2 separate regions of the Homo sapiens genome follow, and region 1 is linked to region 2. The links are chromatin contacts, found by Hi-C or POLR2A ChIA-PET in ENCODE. All regions are on one chromosome and are shown on one strand. The core of a region is the stretch at or near the end of the contact, and the rest is flanking DNA. Distances in the headings are between cores, read along the strand shown.

Region 1 (7,306 bases), core at 4,293-6,792, 700 kb after region 2:
TGGTGTCATTTGGCTACAATCGGTTTGTCTTTATAAAACTAAGTAACTTATTTTGTAGTAAAAACAACCCCAACCCACTGCCCCTCTTTGGCAGCCCTTGAAACTCAGTTCAAAGCTAGGCCTGGCTCCCGGCCATGGCCCCTGCTGCCTTCACCTGCTGAGCGCTCTAGGAAGCCTCCCAAATCCCAAGTGTCAGGCCCCCGGAGTCCATCACCTCTGCCTCAAACAGCCAAGCCCAGGGGCTTTGGGGCCGCAGGTATGAAGGCCCCTCCAGTAGCCACACCTGTGTCAGGGCTGTGCCCTGGGGCCTGGCCAACATCCCCCCTCCCCTTGAACCATCAGGAACTGGGCAAGACGCCCACCAGAGGCTTGACCACAGGGGGCGTGCATCCCCTTCTGAGCCTGGGAGACCCTAGGGGAGTGGGTAGCCTGGGCTGGACCCCTGGTGGGCTTGTGTTCTGGATGTCGCTATGGCACTTTGGTCCTCAACTCAAACCCCCACCCCTACCCAGGAGTCTGAGACCTCGGCCTTCCCTGGACTTGTTGGGCAGAAAAAGGCACCAAGGACAGGATGAGAAACCCGGAGGGGCAGCCCCACAAATGAGGGCGCTCTGACCTGTCCTCCCATTGCCACCCCACCCAGGAACAGCCCCTCAACTGGTCACAGCCACCAGGAAGCCCCAGGACTGCTCCCACACCACAGCAGTGCCCTCTTCTCCATCCCACCCTCAGGACCTACCCAGGGTCCTCCAGGCAGCCAGGGGCCAGCTCCAGGACAGGGCAGGAGAATGCGGTCCAGGTCTGGCACGTAACTGAGGGTGGGTATGCTCCAGAGAAGTAAGGCAAATGGCCCAGATGACGACCACCTGGGGTAGACCCAGGGTCTCCAGGGAATGGCTCGGGGGCAGACGCTGTGTCTGTGTGTGCAGGATCTGCCCCCACCAGCAGGAAAGGGGCAGGAGGGAGGCAAAGAGGAGGTGCCCAGGACTTGTACCCTGGCTGCCAAGCAGGGTGGGGTGTTTTCATGAGGATTGCTTTTAACCAAAAGTCCTCAGCCTTCTGCAGACCCAGGGCAGAGGCGAGTTGCTCTACATCATGTGCTTTAAGTAGAGCCCTTTGCCAGCCAGGAGGCCCAGCCACCCCCTTCCCTGCCCTGTGGCTTTGGGGGGAGACACAGAGTCACCTCAAGGCCCCAGCCCACTCAGCGCACGGTGCACACATCCAGGATGCAGAAGCGTGCGCGGCAGGTGGGGCAGGGCACGCGGCTGGCCAGCCAGGTGTCAGGGCGCAGGGGGTCCTGGCGGCTGGCGAACCACTTGCCCATGCAGGTGAGGCACCACATGGGGCGGCAGTAACACTGCTGGCACTCGCCTGTGGCTGCCTCCTGGCAGGTCTTCACCAGCTTCACGCTGGCACGTGTCTGCATGCAGCCTATGCAGGCCTCCAGCTCCTGCGGGCAGGTGGAGCGTCACCAGGAGCCCAGGCAGACACCCGTGGGCACCCACCCATCCACCCGGCCCTGGCCCAGGCCCCCCACCTGGCTGCTGGGCACTGAGTAGGCCGGGTTGACCTCTACCAGGGAGGCAAATGTCTCCAGGAACAGGTCGCCCAGGCTCTGGTGGATGACCACATGGGCTGCCCTGCGGATGGGTGCCCGGAGCTTCTCGCAGAGCTCCCCGTACTCAGTGGAGTTCAGCCTGCAGGGAGGAGAGCTGCTGGGCCCCTCTGCAGGGCAAAGGGAGCGGAAGATGGAGGCTACACCCCAAGGAGTGACAGGGCAGCTGTCGCACCAGGACCAACCAGGAGAGATGGCCCTAAGGCCAGAGCCCACGGACCCAGTGCCAGACAGCCCAGCCTGGGCACGGGACGGACCTAGGAGCAAGGCAGCTGTCCAGCCTGAGGGCTGCACTGTCCTGAGTGCTCCCCAAGAATCTGGGGGAGGTGGCTCCAGGGAGTGGAAGGGGAGGCCAAGAGTGCAGGGGGACCCGAGGGAGGGCTATGCGGGAGGGCTCAGTGACTGGTGTCTTGTGGACACCTTGCCTGGTGTCACACAAGCCCAGGAGTGTTGGAGTCCACACCAGCTACACCCAGCACCTCCCAGGGGTCGTGGCACCAGAGCCTGGCTCTGGCCTGCCATGTGCCCTCCGCAGCCCCACAGGCACCACACTCTTACCAGATGTCAAAGGCCTGCACAGCAGGGTTGGTGCTGGCCACACGGATGGTGAGGAGCTGCACGGGCAAGTTCGAGTCTGGCGAGAGCTCATGCTGCCGAGACTCCGTCACAGTCAGGTGCACGTCCTGCTGCTGGGCCACGTGCACTCGGTAGGTGGTTACCTTCATCACCCACGTGTCTGTCACAATCACACGGGCACCTGGTGCACCGGTGGCAAACTTGTCAATCCGCCGGAACTCAGTGTTGACAGAGGAGGCAACAGCCTGCCAGCCAGACTGTGGGAGGGCGTAGAGGGCCAGGGTGCGCGCCAGTGGGTGGCAGGCCCACCGGTCACGGGACCAGTAGTAGATCAGGATGCAGGCGATGGAGGGGAGGGTCACGGCCAGCAGCAGGAAGAGCCGCCAGGCCTCAGGGGCCTGGCTGAGGGCGTGGAGCCGCTTTTCTGAAGCCGCAAGGCACATGCCCACATAGTAGCCTGCAAAGGACAGGGTGAGCCTCAGGGGAAAGTGAGTGGCAGGCCGCTGTCCACCCCCCGACAGCCCTGGACCTGGCCCTCTGCCCGGGTTCCAGGGTCAGCTCCCAGGGTAATTGGGCTTTACCCACTCTGCACTTCCCCAGCCGGCCACTCTCTCCCTGCCTGTGGCAAAGGCAGGATATATTAGCGGAAAAGGTTTTTAATTTGCTGCTTTAGTTTCACACAATACGTAAGTGTTGAAAAAACTACAAAAGCCTAGAAAGGGAAAAATAAACACAATCAGGTGTCACCTCAGGCAGAGCTGACCCCTGGCCTGCCAGGGCAGCTGCCTGGACAGGATCTCAGTCTCTCAATCTCACCCGCTCTGAGGAGGCTGATCAAATGTGGTGCATCCCAGAGCTGAAAAGTTATGTGCGAGAAAGGAAGCAAGTCTCAAAGAATGATGGGACATGTCCAGAGGACACGGAGCCAGCTTCAGGGCCCTGCTGGCCAGATCGAGGACAATTTGAAGGTCCAAATAAGCCATGGAGATGGTGAGGAGTTGCACCAGCAGGTTCCAGTTGGCAAAAAGTAATAGTCCACATTTGGAGTTGGCCCAGTCACTGCATTTCAAGGTAACATGACATATAACAATAGGTAACTAGGGGCCGGGTGCAGTGGCTCACACCTGTAATCCCAGCACTTTGGGAAGCCGAGGCGGACGGATCACGAGGTCAGATCGAGACCATCCTGGCTAACACGGTGAAACCCCATCTCCACTAAAAAATACAAAAAATTAGCCGGGCGTGGTGGCGGGCGCCTGTAGTCCCAGCTACTCAGGAGGCCGAAGTTGCAGTGAGCCGAGATCATGCCACTGCACTCCAGCCTGGGTGACAGAGCGAGGCTCCGTCTCAAAAAGTAAAAATAAAAATAAAACAGGTAACTAATACCTAATAAAGCTTGAAAACTTTCAAACTAAGTTAAAAATAAAAAGAGCTTGACATCCGACTGTGAGGCCAGCTGTGCTGTCTGCTCCAGGTGTGGCTGCCACAATTCACTTGTGGTCCCTCATAGGCCTCTGGGGAGGGTGCAGCTGGAAGGGCTACAGAAACCCACCCAGTAGCCCTAGAAAGTGGCCTGGTCAGGGCCCCAGCCCCACTCAGCCCCATCCATCTCTCAAGTGGGCCCCCAGCCCACCCTCTCCATGAGGCAGGCCTGGGCGCCTCCACCCGACACCTGCCTCCAGTTCTTCTGGGCCCAGGCAGCTGCATCCTCAAACCAGGATGTGGAGGGTCACCCCTCTTGTATCCCCAGAGTGGCAAACCTGGCCAGCCACTGGCCATCTGTCCTCCCAGGGCTGCGTCTGCCCCCGTGTCCTCCAGAGGTACCCCCTTGAAATCCCCCTCCAGCCACTGCACACCCCACCTCCCACCTGTCCGTCATCCAATCAGCTGAGAGAGGGACCTTCCAGAGCCCCAGCTAGCACCTGGGGCCCAGCCCAGCACCCCCCTGGACAACTCTGAGCGTCCCACCTGCACTGCACAGAGGCCCTCCCCAGCCTCTGCCCCTGTGGCGCCCCCAAACTGGAACTGCCTCCAAATCCGCCTGTTCTCTCCACACCCACCTTCCAAGGCCTAGTGCAGTGCCACCCTCCACACAGCCCCTCCGACCCCTTCCGTTGGACTCAATCAACAGTTGCCTTCTCCTGGCCACTGCCCCCAACCACGACAAGCAAGGGCTGCTTGGCCTTGCAACCCCCAGGCACGTGACGGTTCAGGACTTGGTGGGCCGGAGCATCCCTTGCCCAAGGTTCTGAACTTGGGTTCCCGTCACCTGCAAGTCAGTGCCGGCGGCGCCCCTAAGCGCGCTCAGCCCACGCCGCGGTCCCTCTGGATGAGGACCGGCGCCTCTCCCCAGCTGCGCCCAGGCGCTTTCGGGGCCTCGGGGAGCTGGCGGAGGCCTCCTCCTGACCTCCCAGCAAGCCCTGCGCAGGAGAGGATGCGGCCGGCCGGCCCGAGCAGCCTCACCGAGCGGCAGCAGCGAGTGGCACAACAGCGTGGCGGCCGTGCGGCGCAAGTGGAAGGGCACGAAGGCGGCGTCCTCGCTGCCCAGCCAGCCCGACAGCAGGTTCTGCACCGTGAGCCCCGCCGCGTGGAACTCGTTGGGCGTGAACACGAAGCACACGGCGAACACCAGATAGGCGAGAGTGAAGGTCACCTCGGGGCTGTCCATCGCGCAGCCGCCGGGAAGCTGTCGAGCTAGGCCCCCGCCCCGGCGCGCGGACGAGGCCGCAGCGCCCAGTCCCGGACCTGTCGGTTGCGGCGGCCGCCGCCCGGCCGCCCGCGGGGCACTCTAGGACATGGAGTCCCGCCGCCCGGCCGCCCGCGGGGCACTCTAGGACATGGAGTCCCGCCGCCCGGCCGCCCGCGGGGCACTCTAGGACATGGAGTCCCGCCGCCCGGCCGCCCGCGGGGCACTCTAGGGCATGGAGTCCCGCCGCTCGGCCGCTCGCGGGGCGCTCTGGGAGATGCAGTCCCCGTGCGGGTGCGGCCTCTCTTCTCGGCCGGCCCTGGAGGCGGCACCGCACCTGTGCATTGAGCACAGGTGGGGAAACTTAGGCCTGAGCGAGGCCCTGGCCATGAAGCCCCGCCCAGTAGCGTCAGTTGCGGAACTCGAAATTCATGGGGCGACTGCGAGCCCGGGGTCTCAGCTTCAGACACCCTGGCGTGCCCTCCACTCCGGAAACGGAACCGTCGGCGCCCGAGCGGGGGGTGGGGGGGGAGGGAGGGCGGAGCCGGCGAGGCACAGCTTCCCATTGGACGCCCGCCCTCCTGCGGTCCTGCCCCCGGCCGCGCGCTGATTGGCCGCGCGAAGGCAACCGTCGGCGTTTGAAACTCCGGCGCGCCGGCGGCCATCAAGGGCTAGAAGCGCGACGGCGGTAGCAGCTAGGCTTGGCCCCCGGCGTGGAGCAGACGCGGACCCCTCCTTCCTGGCGGCGGCGGCGCGGGCTCAGAGCCCGGCAACGGGCGGGCGGGCAGGTAGGAGAGCGGCTACACGGCGCGGGGAGGCTGGGGTCCTGGGGGCGCGAGGCCGTCCCGCCCCGCCCCGCCCTCGGCCCTCGCCCTCCCGCCCCGGCCGCCGCTTTCCCCGGGAAGCGTCCCCCACGGCTCCTCCTGGGGCCGCCGCCAGAACCTGTACCGCGCCCTGTCATGGGACCCGGCCCTAGACCGACCGCCGGGCTGGGCCCCCTGGATGGTGGCCAGGGGCGGCTAGAGCTGGGCCAAGACCGACGGCGGAGCGGGCGCCCCGAGGTGCTTTGCTCTCCTCGACCCTCTCCTGTCTCTCGGTCGCCCACCTTGGCTCTTTGTTGGCTCCCAGCACGCGGACCCTCCTGTTGTTCTTTGGTCCCTTCCGGCCTCCGTCCTGGGGCCAACTCCATCTAGGCCGCCTGCGGCGGACACCTGGGCCCCTACCGCTTCCCCGCACCTGCTGCGCCGCTCCACCTTCCCCCCGCACCGCATCCCTCTTGTGCACCAGAGTAGCACCAAAGCACCAGCCTGGGGCCGGTCCCTTCTCTGCCCAGAGCCCCTCCCGGGCCTCCATAGTCAGTAAAGGCCCCTCCTGACTAAGGCTGGGTCTGCTGCTCTCCCGAGCTCCTCCAGGCCGCCAGAAGGCTTCCTCCGAGTCACTTTCTCCCTGAGTTCGAGGCTTGCGGGTCCCCCAGCGATCCAGCACCCCTTCCCCTGCCCTGTACCCAGTTATTCAGGGCGAAAACCTAAGCGTCGTCCGTAAGTCCCATATGTGCCAGTGGCCAGGCCCGGGTCTGGTCTGGCATCTACTCCTTGGGCTCCAGAAGCCTGTGGTTTCCCTGCTTCCCTTCTGCTCTTAACCTCCCCACCCACACACAGCACCACAGTGGGCTTCTCAAGCTGCAGCACCGACCTGCCGGGGCTGCCCCCTCTCTCTTCTCCAGGACCCTCCCCAACTTTGCTCTTCTTCAAATCAAAGCCTCCCCAGGTCCCCCTCCACCACCAGGTGCCTGTGGGGTTCCTGCCCTGGTCGACACTCGGTTCTCTCTGGCAGCCTTTTTCCCTACGTCATTCCCTAGACTGGGAACGCTGTAGACAGAAAGGGTGGCAAGTGTGTGGGTGACCGGCGTGAGGACCTGGGCAGCCCTGGAACCTGGGACTGACTGGAGGCTCTGATGTGGAAGTTCCTTGGCACCTGTTGCTCAGCTCTGGGCTTCCCTTGTTTGCGCATCGTCTCCCAGCTCCTCCTCTGGGCCTTCACCCTCTCAGCCTGGTCTTGTCCCGCTGCCTAGCCCGGTGGGAGAGAGCAGACCAGAGCCGCTGTCCTGCTTTTCTGCCCTCTACTGCCCGGTCCTGCCTCACGTCACACGCAGAGGCCTGTGGGGAGACCAGGGCTTCCTCTGGCTCATCCGGGTTTCTTATTGGCCCGGGCTTTTCCGTCTCTTGACTTCTGCTTGATATAGTAATACAGCAGTAGAGATTATGCAGGCTTGGGTTTTCTTTCTCACCATCTCAGCCTGAAGGCCCTTTAGCTCTTGGTCCCAGGAAGCAGCAGTGCTGCCCATGGCTCCCCCTGCCAGGCTGGAGAGTGAGTCTCTGAAGCAAGATGGGGACTCAGTCTGAGGCTTTCTCTGCCAAGAGACACGTGTG
Region 2 (6,097 bases), core at 3,488-5,987:
CCCTTCCCCCAGGCCACTCAGCTTCTCCAGGAGGACTTGGGGCCTGGCCACCCCCACCCCGTGGCCAGGTCCTGGGTCAGGCCAGAGAATTCCTCCAGCTGGAAACTTTGGGCCATGCAGGGCCCCCCAGTTCGCAGGCATCCTCACTCCACTCTGGCCTCGTTCGGCTGCCAGGACGCTCTTGGTCCAGCTCCTCCATGCGGGAACTTGGGTAGCCGGTCAGGGTTGGGGTTGAGGGGGCCACACAGCCAGCTCCTCAGCGGTCAGCTCCACCTGCCCCTCCCTCCCCAGCGCACACTGGCTCCGTCTGTCCCCACAGACGCCCCACCCTGCTGTGTTGTTGACCAGCATCAGCCCCTGCCGCAGTGAGTGCTCCTTCCTTGGGAAGCCCCCGTTGTCCCTACTGGGTCAGGAGTCCCGTCCGACCTGGGCAGGTGCTGCCTCGGGCTCTGTAGAGGGGTGGATACCACTGGCCTGGGCTGTAGAGGCGTCCTGGGAGGTGCAGGGTGCACTGGAAAGTTGGAGGAGGCCGTTTCCAGCCAGTGTCCTGGTCCTAGCTCGTGTCTTCTCCCAACAGAGGGGTCATGACGCTGCACGTGTGTCCCTGCCTGGGTGTCTCTCCCTGTGCTGAGGGCTGTGTTCTGGGGAAGCACCCCCTCCTTGCTCCCTGTAGGAGCCAGGCCCCATGGGGAGGAGCCACCTGGCCACAGGAGGGAAGCCGGGCAGCCCCAGCCCTGCATCCTCTGTACCTGCCCTGGCCGGCCCCCACACCCACACCGTTCTCCCTACGAATGTCCACTGAGTATCTGCTGTATGCCAGGCCTCGGGACACCACGAGCACGGGAGAGGGGCTTGGGTGTGGGTTTGGACCACGTGGCCAGGACGGGCCCTTCCAGAAGAGATATTGGAGCCCCCGAGGAGCTACGGGGTGAGGGGTGTCGGAGAGGGCACTTCAGATGGGGCAGGTGTTCGGGGAGCTGATATGAGGGCCTGTGAAGACGGGGAAGGGCAGGCCGCAGGGGGTTCCTGCCTCCGTCCCTCCAGACTGCAGCTTCTTCCCCTCCATCCCAGGGCCTGCCCACCTCCACCCTCCCTGGGCCCTGGGAAAGAGGAGCCTCTGTCTGGGGACAGTGTGTGTGTGACAAAGCGTGTAGGCAGAGCGGCCTCTGGGCCTTGCTGCTGTGGGAAGCCCCTGCTCCTCCTCCTTCCCTAGTTGTGTTTTTTACAGCTGGGCAGGGGTGGGGGGGGCGGCGGGAGGATTTGGAGGCATCCGCCTTCTTGGCGCACTGCCTCCGAGTCTAGTCCTCCATACCTGACAGCAGTGAGGCCCTGTCTCAGACTCAGTTTACTCTCATGTCTCGCTCCCATGTGGCCCTTGGTGTCCTGCCTGTGCTGGGGGCCTCTCGGCTGTGGCTAAGTGTGTGTGCAGGGCAGGGGCTGTGCTGGAGGAGGAGGCTGGGGGGTGTCTTGGCAGGGTGCACGGCCCCGGAGGTGGCACAGTGCTGCTGTCATGCCCCGGCGGGGGTTCCCTGTGTTTCTTCCTGGCTGCAGTGCGAGGCAGCCGGTCTTCCCACCAGGTGCCTGTGCCCTCAGGTCCTGACTCAGTTTCCCCATAGGCTGCGTGGGTTGGACGCCCGTCCAGGTGGCGTGGTGCCCTGGCCGCTGTCCTGGTGTGATCATTCCCCAGGAATCTGGGGGGATGGGCTTCCTCCTGGGCAGGCCCTCCTGCGGGGGGTCTTGGGCCGGCAACAGCAGGGGGTCCGGGGAGCCCAGGTGGGGGTGGGATAGGCCTGGCGAGGGGGAGGGAGGCTGTTTGCTTTAGGATAAGCCTGGCTCCTCTGGCCCAGCTGCCTCTGCCCGTGCCTACAGCGCTTGCAGGCCGGCCCTGGGGGCCACGCTTCCGGCCATCCAGCGGTCATTTGTCTCTGCCCCCTTTCTCAGTGGTGACCACAGGCGGGGGTCCCGCCTCCCTGTCTGTGCCTGTCATCCTGCACCTCCCGCATGCCTTTGGGGACCCTTACCTCACCAAGCCTTGCTTGTATCTGCCTGGGGCAGGGTGGGGGCTGGGAAACCTTCCCGAAGTGTAGCTGGGGCTTTCAGCCTCTGAGGTGGGCTCCCTCCCCAGATGTGGGGGGCTGGGTCAGTGTGCTCCCACCCAGGACAGGGCCAGGCACTCGCTCTCTTGCTTCTTCTGGACAGTTGTGTGGGTGAACACTTGTGTGCACCCATGAACATGCACGTGTGAGGCCTGTGCCCAGGTAGCCAGCCAGGAGGCCCAGGCACCCCTGCAGGCTGTGGGCCACAGGGGCTGGGCTGGCCAGGGGCCTTGGCCACTCCCCCTTGGTCCCGGGAGGCCCTGTGGGTGGTGGGATTTCAGGCAGCGACAGGTGCTGGTGGGGTCAACCTGGGGTGCGTCTGGGACCTGGGCCGGCTGGGAAGGGGTCAGGAGGCCCCAGTGCTGTGGGCCCTGCAGCCGCTTCCTCCCCGGGACAAATTTGCCAGAGCTGCCCCCAGCCCTGGGCAGCTCACAGAACCACACTGAGGGGGTGGTGGGCTGGCAGCCCCCCACAGCCGCCATCTCATTTCCTCTCCGGGGAGCTGCAGGGAGGGTAGGGAAGGAGGGGCTTCAGGGCTGGGGCCCATGGCCTGGGTGGGAGGGTCCTGAGTTGAGGGAGAGACGTGAGTCAGAGAAGAGACCCCCACATGTTTTCTCAGAGAGGCCAAGGACTGGGATGGGCCGGGTGAGCCAGGGCTGAGAAGAATCCCTCCCTCCAGAGCCTCAGCCCACCCTTTGTGTTTCTGGGCACAGCAGGGAGGCGCCGTGTCTCCACTCCCAGCCCCAGCGGCCAATGATGCCTGTGGGCTCAGAACCTAGAGGCCCTGGGCAACGCCCCCTGTGCTATCAGCACTGATTGGGAGGCCTCCAGAGAGGTGATAGGGATTCTCTGTGAGGGTCCCTGTCCCCAGACTTGGGGGTCAGAATGGGAGCTGCTCCCTGAGTGTCTGAAGACGCCAGTGGGAGACGTCACAGGGCCACTGTTAACTGTGTATTGGAGGAACACGCGGCCCCAGGCCCCATCGAGATGGCCTGGAGCAGCTGCTACCTCTTGGTGTTCTGCACGCAGCCTGGACGCTCCCAGACAGCAGTGGCTGCAGTGCGGGATGGACACTGTCACCCATGGGCTGGCGAGAGATGCCCTGGGAACTGTGGGGTGCCTGCGGCCGCCTCTCCGACATGGAGAGCAGTGAGTGGGCTGTGGTCGCCGCTGCAGGACTTGGGAGCAGCACGTGGGGAGTGGGGCACGCAGGGCCCTCCTTTCCCAGGAGCTCCATCCAGGTACAGGCCCTGCGGTGCCCCGAGTTTCTGAGGCCTGCAGGGTCTGTGTGTTCTAGGTTCATCTTCCTGGCCGGCTTGGCACTGCCCACTGGGGCTGGTCACACACACACAGAACCCTGGCCCTGCCTTCCAGCCCAGAGGCACCCAGGCAGGGGATGGGGTGGGGTGGGGACTGAGGCAGGGGATGGGGTGGGGACCCAGGCAGGGGATGGGGTGGGGACCCAGGCAGGGAATGGGGCGATGGGGCGGGGTGGGGACCCAGGCAGGGGAAGGGGCGGGGTGGGGACCCAGGCAGGGGATGGGGTGGGGTGGGGACCCAGGCAGGGGAAGGGGTGGGGCTGGGGTGGGGACCCAGGCAGGGGATGGGGCGGGGTGGGGACCCAGGCAGGGGAAGGGGCGGGGTGGGGACCCAGGCAGGGGATGGGGTGGGGTGGGGACCCAGGCAGGGGAAGGGGCAGGGCTGGGTGGGGACCCAGGCAGGGGATGGGGCGGGGTGGGGACCCAGGCAGGGGAAGGGGCGGGGTGGGGACCCAGGCAGGGGATGGGGCGGGGTGGGGACCCAGGCAGGGGAAGGGGCGGGGTGGGGACCCAGGCAGGGGATGGGGCGGGGTGGGGACCCAGGCAGGGAATGGGGGTGGGGTGGGGACCCAGGCAGGGAATGGGGTGGGGACCCAGGCAGGGGAAGGGGTGAGGTGGGGACCCAGACAGGGGGTGGGGTGGGATGGGGACCCAGGCAGGGGATGGGGTGGGGCGGGGACCCAGGCAGGGGATGGGGTGGGTTCCTTTCTGCCAGGAAAGGAGGCCTCTGCCAGGAAAGGAGGGCTCGGCTTCTCCACATAGGGTGGGATGGTGCAGGTGGCCATGTGGAGCCGCAGCCTTTCTGCTCCTGTGGGTTTCACAGGTGGTGGGAGGACATACTGGCTGCCCCCCAGACAGGAGCGGCAGTGCCCGTGGTCAGCCCGAGCTACGTCTCTCCAGAGGCTTGCTCTCTGACCCCAGGGCCTTGGGGTCATGCCCCCTCAAGGCTAAGGTGCCTGGCAGGGTACGGCCCTTGGGGGTGGGCAGACAGACCTGGGCATCTGTGGTCCCTGAACTCAGGTCTGATATTGACACAGACGTGGGTGCTGCACAGACTCTCATCCACACATTGCACAGGCTCAGGCAGCCCGCCGTGCTCGGTTGCTTGTGGATAGCTGTGGGGTCGCTGGCCCATGCCCAGGCCCGGCTGGGCCCTGGGCTGATGGTTGGGTGGGAATTAGGTGAGGGGCCTGGGGCCTCTTTGGGACCCACCAGGCCCCCCATCCCCCTACTGCCCTTGTCCTTGGGGGGCCACTGTCCCCTCTGACCTCGGGTGTACGGCTGCTTCCTGTATGACCAGAAGGAGACTCTGCCCTTTTGGTTGGTGGTTTTCGAGAGTTACCAAGCGCAGCTGTTTTGCATCCTCTGGGGACCCTGCTCCCTTCTCGTGTCTCAAAGAGCCAGCCTCTGGGGCCACGGGGCTGCCCCGGCCATGAGAGGCTGCTGACGTGGTGTTTGCTGGGCCAGTGCTCAGGGCTTTGGTGCATGTGGGCAGCTGAGGCCTGGGTCAGGGGCACTGCACCTCGGCCCCTCTGCTCATCTTGGGCAGGTGACCCAGGTGGAGCTCAGGCCCGAGGTCTGTGCTGGGCCGTGGGTCCCCTTTTGACCGCCCCCCCGGCTCCGGACCCCAAGCCCCTCCTCGCTGACTGTTCCTCGGTCCCACCCGCAGGCCCCCCAAAGATGGCGGACAAGGTGGTCCCACGGCAGGTGGCCCGGCTGGGCCGCACTGTGCGGCTGCAGTGCCCAGTGGAGGGGGACCCGCCGCCGCTGACCATGTGGACCAAGGATGGCCGCACCATCCACAGCGGCTGGAGCCGCTTCCGCGTGCTGCCGCAGGGGCTGAAGGTGAAGCAGGTGGAGCGGGAGGATGCCGGCGTGTACGTGTGCAAGGCCACCAACGGCTTCGGCAGCCTGAGCGTCAACTACACCCTCGTCGTGCTGGGTTAGTCGCTGCTGCGGTCAGAGGTCATGGGCTGGGTTGGAGCCAGGCAGGGGTGTGCAGGAGGGCGGACGGGGACACACCTGGGGCCCGAGAGTCAGCCAGCCCCCGGCAGAAAGCCTTCCTTCGGTGCCCTGCCCCACCTCAGCTGGCTGCACCTCTGCCACCATCCCCCAGGTATCCTGTCCCGTTCCTGTCCCCGTCAGGCTCCAGCCTCGGAGCCTTCCTCCCAGCGGAGGGCGGAGGGTGGAGGGCGGGAGCCGAAGGCAGTGGTCCCACAGAAGGGCTGGGGCCCGAGGCCTTGGCAGGGTGTGCCGGCCGTCGGCTGTGACTTTGAGGCTCGGGTTTCGGAGTTCAGAGGAGCCGCCGGGATGCGTGGCCTTTCTGTTCTCTTCTGCGCCTGGGGCCCGGGCGCTGGGCTTGGACAGGTGTCCAGAGAGACACGCCCTCCATACCTAGGGACCCGGCACCCCGCCTGCTCCGCTGGGCTCCTGGGTGTGGGGCCCTCGGGTGGAGCTCCTGGGAGCTGGGCTGGCCCGTTTCTTTTTTTTTTTTAATTCTACTTTAAGTTTTAGGGTACATGTGCCCGTTTTCTGAATACAGGAGCCTGGCCCAGGCCCCAGCAGGGTCTGGGGGTGCGGCCTGAGACAGCCTGGTCCTGGGCTCAGTGAAGGAGCGGCTGTCACAGGGTGGATGGAGGGGACATTCCACAGCACGCCCTGCCCCTCGGCATTGTGTGGAAT

The links. A loop is a pair of places that touch in the nucleus more often than their neighbours do. ChIA-PET counts read pairs that join two places held with the same protein, here RNA polymerase II (POLR2A). Pooled maps may share reads with other maps.
Region 1: a pooled map shows a loop between it and region 2 (2.9-fold over the local background). The contact joins the promoter of TACC3 here to the enhancer-like site in region 2. A Hi-C loop is called at or near these places in 1 of 168 maps with a recorded cell type or tissue (naive thymus-derived CD4-positive, alpha-beta T cell), 1 of 37 single-sample maps with no recorded cell type and 14 of 50 pooled maps. POLR2A ChIA-PET finds 5 or more read pairs at or near these places in 2 of 52 experiments (CD4-positive, alpha-beta T cell and HEK293T).

Annotation. Positions count from the first base shown.
Region 1 is chr4:1,715,979-1,723,284 of GRCh38, forward strand. It overlaps TACC3 (transforming acidic coiled-coil containing protein 3), which reads left to right and starts at 5,543. Exons shown (of 16, transcript NM_006342.3): 1 at 5,543-5,665. It overlaps TMEM129 (transmembrane protein 129, E3 ubiquitin ligase), which reads right to left and starts at 5,345. Exons shown (of 4, transcript NM_001127266.2): 1 at 4,655-5,345; 2 at 2,174-2,648; 3 at 1,538-1,697; 4 at 1-1,450. The coding sequence starts at 4,859. The coding sequence ends at 1,202. RefSeq lists enhancers at 3,476-3,555, 4,196-4,295, 5,378-6,373 and silencers at 4,886-4,935, 4,946-5,755.
Region 2 is chr4:1,017,119-1,023,215 of GRCh38, forward strand. FGFRL1 (fibroblast growth factor receptor like 1) reads left to right here. Exons shown (of 7, transcript NM_001004356.3): 3 at 5,085-5,357. Among named protein-coding and RNA genes, the nearest start is that of FGFRL1, 8.5 kb to the left of the region's middle. RefSeq lists an enhancer at 1,021-1,890. Within about 2 kb of position 4,738, at least 3 of the 41 ENCODE cell types and tissues checked have a DNase peak (open chromatin) inside an H3K27ac peak, as active enhancers do.